2 separate regions of the Homo sapiens genome follow, and region 1 is linked to region 2. The links are chromatin loops, found by intact Hi-C in ENCODE. Cell type or tissue: IMR-90. All regions are shown on one strand. Each heading gives the region's core, and the rest is flanking DNA. Links, peaks and the distances in the headings are about the cores only.

Evidence for each region. Peaks named below come from ENCODE experiments on the same cell type or tissue, not always from the same donor. Only the 100,000 strongest peaks of a DNase experiment are listed, where the experiment ranks them.
Region 1: a loop joins it to region 2, with 4 times the contacts of the local background. A loop is called at or near these places in 2 of 110 quality-filtered maps.

What each region holds. Positions count from the first base shown.
Region 1 is chr20:20,007,544-20,015,041 of GRCh38, reverse strand. No RefSeq gene overlaps it. Among named protein-coding and RNA genes, the nearest start is that of NAA20, 6.1 kb to the left of the region's middle. In IMR-90, for the core only: no CTCF peak of the experiment used is centred there; a DNase peak (open chromatin) is centred at 4,191; H3K27ac peaks cover 365 bases.
Region 2 is chr20:19,898,949-19,906,446 of GRCh38, reverse strand. All of the region lies in intron 3 of RIN2 (Ras and Rab interactor 2), which reads right to left. Among named protein-coding and RNA genes, the nearest start is that of NAA20, 110 kb to the left of the region's middle. In IMR-90, for the core only: a CTCF peak has its summit at 3,140; a DNase peak (open chromatin) is centred at 3,106; H3K27ac peaks cover 580 bases.

The DNA.
Region 1 (7,498 bases), core at 2,834-5,333, 110 kb before region 2:
GTGCTTGCCACATTTTAAGTGCCATATAAGTGTTTGTTAAGAAAAATAATGAAATTAAGTATCTTGCATTTTGAAGGATCAGAATCTGGAGATGTAGAGTTAGGAGAGGCACAGCCCTCAATCATAGACCTTAGCACAAATGGCTCTGGAGGGGTGATGTTTGCTCATAGTCCCCGATGAGCAGCTTAGAGGAGATGGGTGGGGCTTTGGAAGCCGCCTCCCTTTCCTCTTATTGTCTTGCTTCAACCAGAAAAGTCTACATGTTGACACACTTGTTTTATGGGTTTTAAAAATACCTTTTAGGGCTATTTACATTCTTAAAGACTTTTTAATAAAAAGGATATATGCACATTATTAAGAAATCAAAGACTTGTGGAAATGTACAAAGAATAAAGCAACAAATCATTGAAAATTTTGCCACCTGGGAATAAACCATGTTAACTCTCAGATAATTTCAGTCATCTCTCTATGTAGATTAAGGGGAGTGAGAAAGAGACTTTTACTTAAAAGGGATTCTAATTATATATGTTAATAGATTATGAAGTATAAGGTATTACTGTACTTGACTTTTTTCTTGAATTTAACAGAAGAAAAACAAATCAAATGAAAATGAAAGAGTGCCAGGCGCGGTGAGTCACGCCTGTAATCCCAGCACTTTGGGAGGCCGAGGCAGGTGGTTCACCTGAGTTCAGGAGTTTGAGACCAGCCTGGCCAACACGGTGAAACCCCATCTCTACTAAAAATACAAAAATTAGCCGGGCGTGGTGGTGGGCACCTGTAATCTCAGCTACTCGGAAGGCTGAGGCAGAAGAATCGCTTGAACCCAGGAGGCAGAGGTTGCAGTTTGCTGAGATTGCACCACTGCACTCCAGCCTGGGCGACAGAGGGAGACTCCATGTCAATAAATAAATAAATAAATAAATAGGCTGGGCGCGGTGGCTCACACCTGTAATCCCAATGCTTTGGGAGGCCGAGGCGGGTGGATCATAAGGTCAGGAGTTTGAGACCAGCCTGGCCAACATGGTGAAATCCCATCTCTACTAAAAATACAAAAAAAATTTAGCCAGGCATGGTGGCGGGCGCCTGTAATCCCAGCTACTTGTCAGGCTGAGGCAGGAGAATCGCTTGAACCCGGGAGGCAGAGGTTGCAGTGAGCCGAGACTGTACCACTGCACTCTAGCCTGGGTGACAGAGCAAGACTCTGTCTCAAAAAATTAAAAAATAATACAAAGAATAAATAAATAAATAAATATGAAAATAAAGAGATTGCTGAGCAGCACAAAATAAAAGCTCCTAAAAGTTTCCTGTAAAGTTTAAGATATGTATAGTATTATCTTATATATGTATTAAATGTAATTTCAATCTCCTAATGAGGATAATTAATGGTCAAAATCAGATTTTTTAATAGAAATTTCAATTTAGGGCACTATTTACTCTTTTTTTGTGTTGTTTTGTTTTTTGTTTTTTTGCTTTTTTGAGACAGGGTCTCGCTCTGTCTCCCAGGCTGGAGCGCTGGCAAGATCTCAGCTCAGTGGAACCTCTGCCTCCTGGGTTCAAGGGATTCTCCTGCCTCCGCCTCCTGAGTAGCTGGAACTATAGGTGTGCACCACCACACGAGGCCTTTTTTTTTTTTTGAGACAGAGTCTTGCTCTGTCGCCCAGGCTGGAGTGCAGTGGTGTGATCCCAGCTCACTGCAACCTCCGCCTCCTGAGTTCAAGCGATTCTCTGCCTCAGCCTCCTTAGTAGCTGGGATTACAGGTGCCCGCCACTATGCCTGGCTACTTTTTTTGCATTTTTAGTAGAGACGGGGTTTCACCATCTTGGCCAAGCTGGTCTTGAACTCCTGACCTTGTGATCCACCAGCCTTGGCCTCCCGGAGTGCTGGGATTACAGGCGTGAGCCACCGTGACTGGTCTTTTTCTTTCTTTCTTTTTCTTTCTTTCTTTTTTTTTTTTTTTTTGAGAGAGGGTCTCTCTCTGTTGCCCAGGCTGTAGTGAAGTGGCACCATCTCAGCTCACTGCAACCTCCACCTCCCAAGTTCAAGCGATTCTCGTGCCTCAGCTCCTGAGTAGCTGGGACTATAGGCGTGTGCCACCATTCTCTATAAAGCCACATCAGTTTTTCAACTATATATCACCTAGTTGTTTGGTTTTAAGTCTATGATTGAGTGGATGTAATTGTCATTCCTGTTTCTTCTTACAGCTTTTCCCTTTCCATTCTTCATTCTGATGCATGTATGGGTTGGCTGGGTTTCTCTGCTGAGCTTTTGTTTGTTTGACTTTGCTGTGCTTTGTTTTTCCTCGGGCTCATGGTGCTGGTGCTCTATTCACAGAGCGCCCTTGTCTCTTAGGATGCTCAAGTGGAATATTGGCTGGATATTCCTGGATCCCATGTTCTCTCCTCCAAGATTTTGTAAACATCATTACTCCATTGTTTTCTGGTGTTTAAAGTTTCTGGGGGAGAAGAATAAGGCCAGCATGAGTTTTTTTCCCCCTTGTATCAGCGACTTAATTTATGCTGGAGTCTAATTATAACATTTCTAGAAATATAATTATAACACTTTCAGAAATAAAACATTTTTAACAGTGCATGTGTTTTAAACCTAGTGAATCTGACAATTTCAGCAGTTTAACACTGAAATGTACTAAAAACTTCAAAACAGAATCACTCATACATAGCTGATGGGAATATAAAATGGTGCAGCCCCTCTGGAAAACAGTTTGGTAGTTTCTTTACAAATTGAACATGCAAACATGCAACTATCACTTAACCCAGCAATTGCATTCCTGGGCATTTACCCCAGGGAAACGAAAAGTTACGTTTTTATCAAAACATCTGTATGAATATTTAAGCCGGAATCAAAAGTCTGTGTACCCTGTGATTCCATTTACATGGACATTCTTTTTTTTTTTTTTTTTTTTTTTTTGAGACAGGGTCTCACTCTGTTGCCCAGGCTGGAGTGAAGTGGCACCATCTCGGCTCACTGCAACCTCCACCTCCCAGGTTCAAGCGATTCTCCTGCCTCAGCCTCCCGAGTAGCTGGGGCTATAGGTGTGTACCACCACACCTGGCTAATTTTTATATTTTTAGTAGAGATGGGGTTTTGACATATTGCCTAGGCTGGTCTCAAACTCCTGGCCTCAGGTGATCCATCCACCTCAGTCTTCCAAAATGCTGGGATTACAGGCATGAGTGAATGTGCCCAGCCATTTATATGACATTCTGAAAGGGCAGAATTATAGGAACAGAAGAAAACAGACCAATGTTTGCCCAGGCTGGGACTGATCATGGTGGTGGCTACATGACCAAATGAGTCTGTCAAAATACATCAAATGTGTACTAATATGAGTCAATTTTACTTTATCAAACTTATACCTTAATAAATCTGACTTTAAACAGAAGAATCACCAGCACTTTGGGAGGCTATGGTGGGAGGACTGCTTGAGGAGTTGGAGACCAGCCTGGGCAACAAAGCGAGACCCCATCTTTACAAAAAAACAAAAACAAAAAAAAAAAAAAAAAAAAGGAAGAAGAAGAAGAAGGAGAAGGAGAAGGAAAAGAAGAAGAAATAGCCAGGCATGGTGGTATGTGTCTGTAGTCCCAGCTACTTAGGAGGGTAAGGCCAGGGGGATCCCTTGAACCCAGGAGTTTGAGGCTCCAGTGAGCCATGATTGCACCACTGCACTCCAGCATGGTGTTTTTAAAAAAGAAAGGAAGGGAAGGGAAGAGAGGGGAGGGGAGAAAGGGAGAAGGAAAGCTGAGATTGTGCCACTGCACTCTAGCCTGGGCAACACAGTGAGACACCGTCTCAAAAAAAGAAAAAAGAAAAGAAAAAGGAAAAGAAACCAATAAGCAGCAGTATCAGCATATTTTTAGAAGTATGGAGATAAATAATGGTGGGAGGGGAGGGGAGGGGACAGAAGGAAGGAAGGAAGGAAAGAAGGAAGGATCAGCATAGTCTTTCCATTTTTGTCACCATCATTTTAAGAAGTATATTTGAAAAGCATGAACTACGTTAAACCCCACAGTTACTTGGGCTTCTAGGACATGCTGTTATTGACTTCTGTTTCAGTGCATTTGATTTTATTTTTAGCCGGCAGTAAAACACTGTTTCTATCCCGGCTGCACATTTTCCCCTACATTAAAGATGACTCATAGAACTCTTTATTTATCATTCTACACAGAGTAATTTCTTTTACTGCTTAGTTGGAAAAAACTACAAGCTTTTACCACATTTAATGGCAAACATTTTCCTGCTCATTGAAACAAAACACCATGTGCTCTCTGTAAACAGTGCTGACCCAGATTCACATCCATCATTGCAAAATTCCACATTGAAAACAAGCAAACAGCTTGATGGTTCATCTGTTGTTGCTCTGTTTCTTTTCTTTCAGATTATATGGAAAGGACAAAGTGCACAGTAAATATATATTTTGATATATCCTAGGCAGCATACTTTACAATTAAACAGCTTGGATGTTTGGATGACTTCATATAAGAAATTTTTTATATAAAATAATAACTGGATAAGATAGATGCATTGACTCTGGCCTATCATTGTAATAATCTATTTTCAGTTTTGCTAACTAGGATGTATAAGTTCATTCACCATTCAAATGTAAAACTACAGGTTTCTTTCTTTATTATTTTATTATTTATTTTTTTTCTTATTAAAACTACAGGTTTCAATTAAACAAGGCAGGCTGCATTACCTATCTTTCCCCTACCAATACCTCACTAAAATGAGAATTAAAGAAAATTTAAAAAGGAATTTTTAAAAGGGCATACATCCATAGGAACAAAAAGAATGGAAGAGGAGACAGCAGCCAATGGGAACTGGTAACAAAATTTTGCGGGCTTGAAAACTCAGCAGACAGGAGAAAGCTAGATGTTAACCAATGTCAGGCGGAAAAGCCAGCAGGAAGCAAGGCAATCGATTCCCTATGCAGCGTCTGAGCGGGCTCAGGAATGAGCTCTGGCAGGTGTGAGTGAAGGGAGAAGATGAGCGCCTCACTCCTGGAGAGACCCAGAAGCCATGTCCCTGAGCCGTCAGAGCACAGGCAGCGAAAAGTGACGTTGAGACACTGCATTGGAAATGGGAGGAGGTGAAAGCTGGCAGACGGAAAGCTGAAAACCCACAGGCTCCTTGCCTGCTTAGCTCCTAGAACGCTGGCAACAAAATTTAACCCCACTTTGCACCCGGCGCCCGTAGGATACTGGAGAATTTTCTTGTGGGGAAACCACCTGACCCAGGAGAAAAGCCCCACAGGCATTGACATATGACCAGGCTGCTACATGGTCACCCTAAGGAGAGGACCACCATACAAGAAGGTTCAATCCTCACCTTCCATGATATGGAATCAATTATTAATGTCTAATATTGAAAAAGAGGCCGGGCATGGTAGCTCACGCCTGTAATCCCAGCACTTTGGGAGGCAGAGGTGGGTGAATTACTTCAGGTCAGGAGTTCAAGACTAGCCTGGCCAACATGGTGAAACCCCTTCTCTACTAAAAATATAAAAATTAGCCGGGTGTGGTGGCACATGCCTGTAATCCCAGCTACTCAGGAGGCTGAGGCAGGAGAATTGCTTGAACCTGGGAGGTGGTTTGCAGTTAGCTGAGATCGTGCCGCTGCACTCCAGCCTGGGGGACAGAGTGAGACTCTGTCTCCAAAAAAAAAAAAAAGAAAGAAAGAAAAGAAAAAGAAACCAATAAGCAGCAGTATCAGCATCTTTTTAGAAGTATGGAGATAAATAATGAATACACAGCTGGAGACGTAGTTTAGGGGAGGAGATAACAGAAATGGGATTGGGAGGAGGCTCAGGGGCTGCTGCCTTCCATTGCAAGTCTTCCAATATTTGATTTTGAAAACCATGTATTGTGTTTATTCTTTTAAAATCCTCCTTCCCCTTGAAAAACATAAGGCAAAATCATGTGAGTAAACCAGTGTCATCTGGAAAAACAAATGAGGGCTCAGGATTGTCCACAATGGTTACCTGGAGAAATGAAAGAGTTCTGCGAAATTCACCATACTTTCCCTTTGAAATTGTCTGCTGGGGATTCCACAGGAGCTTTTTCCAGCGATGTTTTAAATCATCCACTCCTTGCTCACCGAAGAGGTTTTATTAAACACATCTTTGTTTTTCGAAGTTGGTGAGTAAAAGGGTCTTATGATTAGTAGATTCTCAGGGAATGAAATGCCTTTAAAAGGAAGTTGGCTGTTCTTCTTCTTCTTTTTTTTGAGACAGAGTTTCACTCTTGTTGCCCAGGCTGGAGTGCAACGACACAGTCTCGGCTCATCACAACCTTCCCTTCCTGGGTTCAAGCCATTCTCCTGCCTCAGCCTCCTGAGTAGCTGGGATTACAGGCGTGCGCCACCACACCTGGCTAATTTTGTATTTCTAGTAGAGATGGGGTTTCTCCATGTTGGTCAGGCTGGTCTCAAACTCCCGACCTCAGGTGATCTGCCCACCTCGGCCTCCCAAAGTGCTGGGATTACAGGCGTGAGCCACTGTGGCCGGACCAGCTGTTCTTTAAGAAAATAAAAAAGCTTATAAACTTCCCATGTCACATGCAGACAATGTGACTAATTGTGCAGACTACATGACGACATCCGTGCGTGCACACACATGCATGTGCAAGCAGCTGGCCCGGACAGAGAGATCCCCCTCCGCTGCTCCTGTTTGCCCTCATACAGATGTTGGAGGTGAGAGAAGCCACTCTCCAGCAAACTCAGCAAAATCATTAAGTTTGACTTCAGCAATCCCACCTAATTTTCAGAATCTTTTCCCCACGCCCTTCAAGCCCCTTTTCCCTGTCAAAGCAAGAAGAACATAATTGAATATATATAATGAGGTAAAAACTTGGTTCCTGACATTTGTTTGTTAAGCCTTTTGTCCATAATGTAGGTGATTTTAAATGAAGTTATGCCTTACTCTTAGCAAAACAATTATGAGCTATTTTCTTCTCCTTTCCTGCAGGGTTCTAAGAGCAGCACACCTCCTACATTTGTGTATTTGTATCAGCTGCACAAATGCCAAGGCCCCAAATATACCTTGAACTAATGCTTCTCAAGCCAACTCTAATGTGCTCGTGAATCTTGTTAAAATGCAGATTCTGATCCAGCAGGTCTGCCAGGGGTCTGAGATTCTCACAAACTCCCAAAAGATGTGATGCTTGATCCGTGGACTATGGTTTTCAAGGCAAAACCCTAAACTATCTGTTCAATGAGAGTTTGCAATTTGTCAGGTCTCATATTTTCATGTGCTAGCGAAAAATAGAAGCTTTGTGATGTCGTAGCTGCTTCACTTACGTATTTTTTTCTGATTGGTTAAAGAGTCTCTAGCATTTTATTGTTTTCTGTAGTTTTTCTTTCAGTAGATAATAGATGCATAAGTCTTTTCTGCATATGATCGTACATCAATAGGCTGCAGAGAAAAATGGGAGTGAGAAAGATAAAATGGACGGAAACTGCAATCTGGTAAATAAATGCATTCTC
Region 2 (7,498 bases), core at 1,783-4,282:
CAGAGTCTCACTCTGTCACCCAGGCTCTGGAGTGCAGTGGCATGATTATAGCTCACTACAGCCTCAACCTCCTGGGCTCAAGCAATCCTCCCATCTCAGCCTCCGGGGTAGCTAGGGCTACAGGTGCATGCCACCATGCCTGGCTAATTTTTTATTTTTAGTATAGACAAGGTCTTGCTGTATTGCCCAGGCTGGTCTCAAACTCCCAAACTCGTGCAATCCTCCCACTTCAGCCTCCCAAAGTGCTGGGATTACAAGTGTAATTCACCATGCCTAGCCACTATTCCAGCTGTTTCTGACAACCTGTATGTATGAGGCAAGTAGTGCAGTTCAGGATAGAGAATGGAACCTGCCCTGGGAGATCAGGCTGTGAATCTTGGCTCTGCCACTTACTCTCTGGGGGTGTTTATATAGATTCATGGCCCTGGCATGTGTTTGTTTGTTTGTTTGTGAAATAGAGATACTGCTACCTACACTCAAGACTACCTTTGAGAATTCAGTGACAGGATGCAGTTAGTTCCTAAGTCAGTGGTCAGCAAACTTTCTCTACAGAGGGCCAGAGAATGAATATTTTAGGAATTATTATATAGGGGCAATACAGTCCCTGTAGCAACCAAACTCTGCAGTTAATGGTACAGAAGCAGTTACAGACAATACGTGAGTGAATGGCTGGGTTCCAATAGAACTTGTTGTTTGTTTATTTGTTTTTTGTTAGAGATGGAGTTTTGCTCTGTTGTCCAGGCTGGAGTGCAGTGGCTGCAGCCTTGAACTCCTGGGCTCAAGTGATCCTCTTGCCTCAGCCTCCAGGAGCACCTGGGACTACAGGCACACGCTACCATGCCCAGCTCCAATAGAACTTGACTTTCTTAGTTTATTTATCTTTATAAATAGAGATGGGGTCTCACTGTGTTGACCAGGCTGGTCTCGAACTCCTGGCCTCAAGCCATCCTCCCATCTCAGCCTCCCACAGAGTTAGGATTACAGGTATGAGCCACTTCGCCCAGCCAGAACTTGACTTTCAAGCACAGATGCCAGCTGGATGTGGCCTGAGTGTCATCGTTTGCTTTGTCCTCAGAGGTTCTCTCACTCCCTCTCCTGCCCCTCTCTTGTCCACTCCACATATGTCAGGTAGACGAGTTATTTCAAAGAGTATGAGACAATCCTGAAAAATGCACATGACAGGAGTCTGCAATCCTCCTCCCTGTCTTACCTTCCAAGTGGGGAAGGTGTGAGTTTTGAGTCTGTTCTGGCTCAGCTTTTGCTGAGCAGATTCTGAATCGGGGCAGAGAAGAAAACCATGATACTAAAGACCCCAGCCAGGTCAAGGGGACCTGTACAATAAAGACCAGAAAGTGGGAACGGGACAGAGTAAACCAGAGAGGACCACCAGGCTGGAAGAGCTTGGGAGAGATAGAGGAAGCAAATCAGAACTGGAGAAGCTTGAACTTGAAGGATGGGGAGGAAGGGCAGGGCTACCTCAATTTGAGAGAGCTGCTTGGCACCTGAAGAAGCAAGTGTAGAGAAAGAACAGCAACTCAATGTCAAGATTTCAAGTTGTGCTGATGGGGAGGCTGGCTCTGGCCTCCTTTGAGTGACTCCAGGGAAGATTTTAATTGCACTTTGGTTTTCTTGGTTGATGGATGGAGACACAGTGCTAATGCCGGGTGAGCTTTATGAGGGTGGCACATAGGTGGCACTCCCCTCCTCATACCCATCACCGCTTCCGATAGCACTAAGAATGGAATCCCAGTGTTCACCTGGCTGGCATGACTGGCATCCTGCCCCTCCTGCCCTTCCGGCCTGCCATTCATTATACTTGCCACCCTTTTTCTCCCTCAGAGCCTCAGATGTCACTCCAGGCCTTTAAACATGTGGCTTCCTTATCCGGGAATGCTCTTCCTTTCGTCTCTTTCTCTCCTGCACAGTTCAGCTTAAAGTCACCTTTTCAGGAAGACTTTCCCTACCCCAATGTGAGTAGCCCTGCCCCTCATCCCCATCCTTCAAGTTCAAGTTTCTCCAATTCTGATTTGCTTCCCCCAGCACCGCATACCCGGTGCCCAGGGCTGGCCTCACCATTGTAGGTGTGGAATCAATACTGGCTGAATAAATGAACCATATATAGGCAGCGCATACAGATGTGTGCTACACATTTTTTTATTCATCCAGCAAATATATATATATATTTTATATATATATATATATATATTTTTTTTTTGAGACGAAGTCTCATTCTGTCACCCAGGCTGGAGTGCAATGGCATGATCTCAGCTCACTGCAACCTCTACCTGCTGGGTTCAAGCAATTCTCCTGCCTCAGCCTCCCGAGTGGCTGGGATTACAGACGTGCGCCACCACACCTGGCTAATTTTTGTGTTTTTAGTAGAGACCAGGCTGGTCTTGAACTCCTGACCTCAAGTGATCTACCCGCCTCGGCCTCCCAAAGTGCTGGGATTACAGGCATGAGCCATGGCGCCCGGCCCATCCAGCATATTTATTGAACACCTGCAATTACCGGCCAGGTACTGAGCTCAGCCCAGGTAATACAAATTCAGTAAGACACTCTCTCTGTCCTCAAGGAGCATGCAGGACACTGGGTGCTAAATACATGATCACAGTCTTCTTGCTTTCATTTCCTTTACTTCTGGAAAGCCTGATTCAGAGATAGTTGGAGAAACCTCAAGAAACACAAATTTTATTTCCTAATTTACAGTGCAGACCAGGATTTCTCAACATCAGCATTGTTAGAATTTGGGGCTAGATAATTCTTTGTCGTGGGGGCTGTCCTGGTCATTGGAGGAAGTTTGGCAGCATCTCTGGCGTCTGCCTACTAGAGACCAGTAGCATCCCCATCCCAGTGGTGGCAACCAAAAATATTTCCAGAGAACCAGTGGTCAAGGTGGAACCAGCTGTCCCGGAACAGAACCCCAAGTGACCTGTGTCTTTGAGACCCTGAAACAAGCCTAGAATCTGGAAGTAGAATGAGAAAGGAAGAAACACCCCTGGCACGCTCCCAACAGAACATAAACAACACAGACACAATGTAAACACCAACTATTCAAGGCCACTAGGGAACAGGTCTGAAATGACAGAACAGAAACCAGGATGCTGAAACCACAAAAACGACGAAATGGCCCCCTCTTTCGACACACACGAGCGCTGGCTGCTCCTCCACCGATGATCCCTCAAGCTCCCTTTATTTCCTCCCCTTCCAGATAAAGACCATCAAGCTACCCCTAGCAACAAATTACCCTCACTTCCTGACAACATCTTAGCCCTCCTGTAGAGTTACTCAAGAAAATACAGGATGCTAAGTTAAATTTAAATTTTATTTTATTTTTATTTATTTTATTTTTTTGAGACAGAGTCTCGCTCTGTTGCCCAGGCTGGAGTACAGTGGCACAATCTCGGCTCACGGCACGCTCCGCCTCCTGAGTTCATGCCATTCTCCTGCCTCAGCCTCCCGAGTAGCTGGGACTACAGGGGCCCGCCACCATGCCCGGCTAATTTGTTGTGTTGTTAGTAGAGACGGGGTTTCACCGCGTTAGCCAGGATGGTCTCAATCTCCTGACATTGTGATCCACCCACCTAGGCCTCCCAAAGTGCTGGGATTACAGGCGTGAGCCACCGTGCCCGGCCAAATTTAAATTTTTGATAAATAATGAATAATGTTTTTTAGTATAAGTATGTGCTAAATATTGCATAGGATATACTTATGCCATATCTGGAATTCAAGTTTCACTGGTGTCCTGTATATTTTATTTGCTAGATCTGCAACCCCACCTTCCTTAGAATTACCCAGCGCAAGCAGAAACCCTGTAATGAGCTCCCCCAGCTCCCTCGGACTGAGAACCTCCTATGCCTCTGTCAGTGGGCATTCTCTCTGTCTGCACAAGCTCATAAACCTAACTTTGAGGAAGGATGTCCTCCTGGTGGCCTTTGAGAAGAATCATCCCCACCTTTTGCTATAGGAAACTCAGAGATGGCCATCGGAAAGAGGTAGTGGTGGGTGGCCAGCAAAGGACAGCGGTGAGGGACAGGTGCAGTGGGAAAGTTCAGAGAGGCTCAGCTCACTAGCATCCAGCCCAGGGAGCACTCCATGGAAGGTGGTGGGAGGAGAGACTGCCTGAGTCTCATTTCTGAGCTGGCTGAGGCACAGAGTCAGCATCTCAAGGACTCAAGGAGAGTCGGAGGAGTCCAATGAGTGCTGGGTCCTGTCTCTATGAAATTCCTCCCAAGTTTATATACAGTGTCCACGGAGCCACCACATACTTCACAAACTGTGTGGCAAGTTCTTCATGCCTCAGTTTTCTTAACTGCAAAAGGGGGATAATAATATTGTGAGGATTAAATAAGTTAATGGTTTTAAAGTGCTTAGAACAATGCCTGGAACAGTGTGTTTGCTCAATTTTTTTTTTTTTTTTTTTTTTTTTTTGAGACAGAGTCTCGTTCTGTCGCCCAGGCTGAAGTGCAGTGGTGCCATCTTGGCTCATCACAACCTCCGCCTCCCGGGTTCGAGTGATTCTCCTGCCTCAGCTTCCTGAGTAGCTGAGATTACAGGCGCCTGCACCACACCCGGCTAATTTTTGTGTCTGTAGTAGAGACGGGGTTTCACCATGTTGGCCAGGCTGGTCTCAAACACCTAACCTCAAGTGATCTGCTGGCCTTGGCCTCCCAAAGAGCTGGGATTACAGGTGTGGGCCACCGCACTCGACCTGTTTATTAGATTAAACATAAATATTACAAAGTAATTGAATAAGGAAGAAGGCTGGGCTGTGCCTAGGGAGTGGCACCAAAATAGTTGATTTTACCTAAATGTCAAACAACAAAATGTCTGTTTTTTCCATTTGATCATTTGTTCCTTTGGCTAATGGCAGTGTATACCAACAACGGAGTTTGAGTGTTCATTTTCCCCAGGGTTTAGTTGGCAGGGGGAAGAGCCGCCCCTCAATCGTAGCACACTGATTGTGCTAGCACCCGTGGGTAAATGACAAGGTCGGGTGTTCGACGCTGGGTGGGGCACTTTTGCCAGTGCATGTTGCAGGGTTCTGTTCGGCTGAGTCACCCTGCCTCTGAGGATGTCCACCCATGTATCTGTGTGCAGATGCTTTTGAGAAAGCAAATAAAATGTGGGGACGGGGGTGGGGGAAAGCAGACAGAAAAAGACACCAGTAGTAACACCAAGGCTTGCAGAGTTATTGACTGAAATCATCAAAATACTGTATCTGACCAACAGACAGTTACAATCCAGCTGGTAAGGTGGTATCATTCCATTTTCCAGAGAAGGACATGAAGCTAGGTTGAGAATGAAGACGTTTCTATGCTTTTTGTATAGTGCCGTTCACTCATTGAAATACAGGGTCTGGAGCAGTGGTTCTCCCACCTGGGTGAACATCAGAATCACCAGGAGAGAGCTGGGCCTTATCCTGCAGTTTCTGATTCTCTGGGTCTGGAGTGGAATCCAAGAAGTACATTTCTTTTTTTTTTTTTTTTTTTTTTTTTTTTGAGACAGAGCTCTTGTTGCCCAGGCCAGAGTGCAATGGTGTGATCTCGGCTCACTGCAACCTCCGCCTCCCGGGTTCAAGCGATTCTCCTGCCTCAGCCTCCCAAGTAGCTGGGATTACAGGCATGCGCCACCACGCCTGGCTCATTTTGCATTTTTAGTAGAGACGAGGTTTATCCATGTTGATCAGGCTGGTCTGGGACTCCCGACCTCAGGACATCTGCCCACCTTGGACTCCCAAAGTGCTGGGATTACAGGCGTGAGCCACCACACCCAGCCTAATTTTTGTTGTTGTTTTTGTTTTTTCTTTTTTTTTAATGTAGTAGAGACAGGGTCTCCCTGTGTTGCCCAGGGTGGTCTCTAATTCCTGGGCTCAAGTGATCCTCCCACCTCGACCTCCCAAAGTGCTGGGATTACAGGTATGGGCCACTGTACCTGACTTTAGGACGGTTTTTATTTTTTTATTTTTTATTTTGAGACTCTGTTGCCCAGGCTGGAGTGCAGTGGCACAATCTCAGCTCACTGCAACCTCTGCCTCCTGGGTTCAAGCAATTCTCCTGCCTCGCCTCCTGAGTAACTGGGACTATAGGCATGCACCACCACGCCTGACTAATTTTTGTATTTTTTGTAGAGTCAGGGTTTCACCATGTTGGCCAGGCTGGTCTTGAACTCCTGACCTCAAGTGATCTGCCAGCCTCAGCCTCCCAAAGTGCTGGGATTACAGGCATGAGCCATGATGCCCAGCCAGAATAGTTTTTAAATTGGGATTATTTTACATGAAAATCTAGATTTCTGGCCTCCCTCACTTGGAAAAAACCAAAAAACCCACATTCATTCTTGCATGACAAGAATTGGTTGGAACTGAGAGAGCAGTTTCTCCTTCTAGAAGGGACTTGTATGCTCCAGTTTTGTTACAGTCTCCACCAATCCCACCTGTCTGATGCCAGGCCCACTCACTCATTTTATTTCTGTTTGGCCCTGCAGGTTGTTGAGTTTGTGACTGAGCTGTTTTTCTATGTTGCGCTCCCTAAGATGTTCCCAGTGTAAGCCACAGCCTGATATTCACACCTTTGAGTAATTGCTCCTGAGGCTAGACTTATTGACTGGCTTCTAACGAATAGAATATAGCAGAAGTGATGGGGTACCATTCAAGAGTAGGTTATAAAAAGACTGTGACTTCCATCTCTCTTGCTCTCTCCTGTTTAATTTGCCATGTGAGGAAGCCATCTGCCATGTCCTAAGGCCACCCCTGTGAAGAGAACCATTTGACAATGGACCGAGACCTGCCAAGTTAGTTTGTAAGTGGATTCCTCACCAGTCAAGCCTTCAGATGAGACTATGACCCTGGCCACCAACTCCTCCCAAATCTCATAGTGACCTTGAGCTTGAGGCTCTCAGCTAAACTGCGTTTAGATCTCTGACCCACAGAAAATGTGAGGTATGAATGTTTGCGGTTTGAAGTCACTAAGATTTTGGGTAATTAGTTACACAGCAATAGATAGTACAGCTTCAGATTATGTTGTGGAAATGGTTTTCTACATGCCACCATAAAGACATTTGAAAGATTTTATGCTGGGAAATTATTCTCCATCCAATTCACCTCGGACCACTGGACATATATATGTACATATCTGAGTTTAGGGATTAGAGCAACACCAAGAGCGTCACTGTGAGGATTTTACACCATGAAAAAGAGCCCAGGAATCCTCTACCAGTATTTAAGTCAATAAACATAGAGCTAGCTGTCACATAGTTCTTCAACCTCATTGAAGACATTTGATTTTTTAAGGCAAAAATCCTTGGTTGGGGATATTTGGGAACAAGGAAAGGAGAGGCATAATAGAAGTGGCTGGGAATAAGCCATTTCAGCAGTAATTATTAAGAAACACTCAGACTTGGAAATAGATTAAAAAGGTGGGGCGTGTTTTTTCTGATAAAAAGTGTTTAGTGCTATGAATTTTCCTCTGATTGCTGCTTTAAATGTATAACATTGATTCTG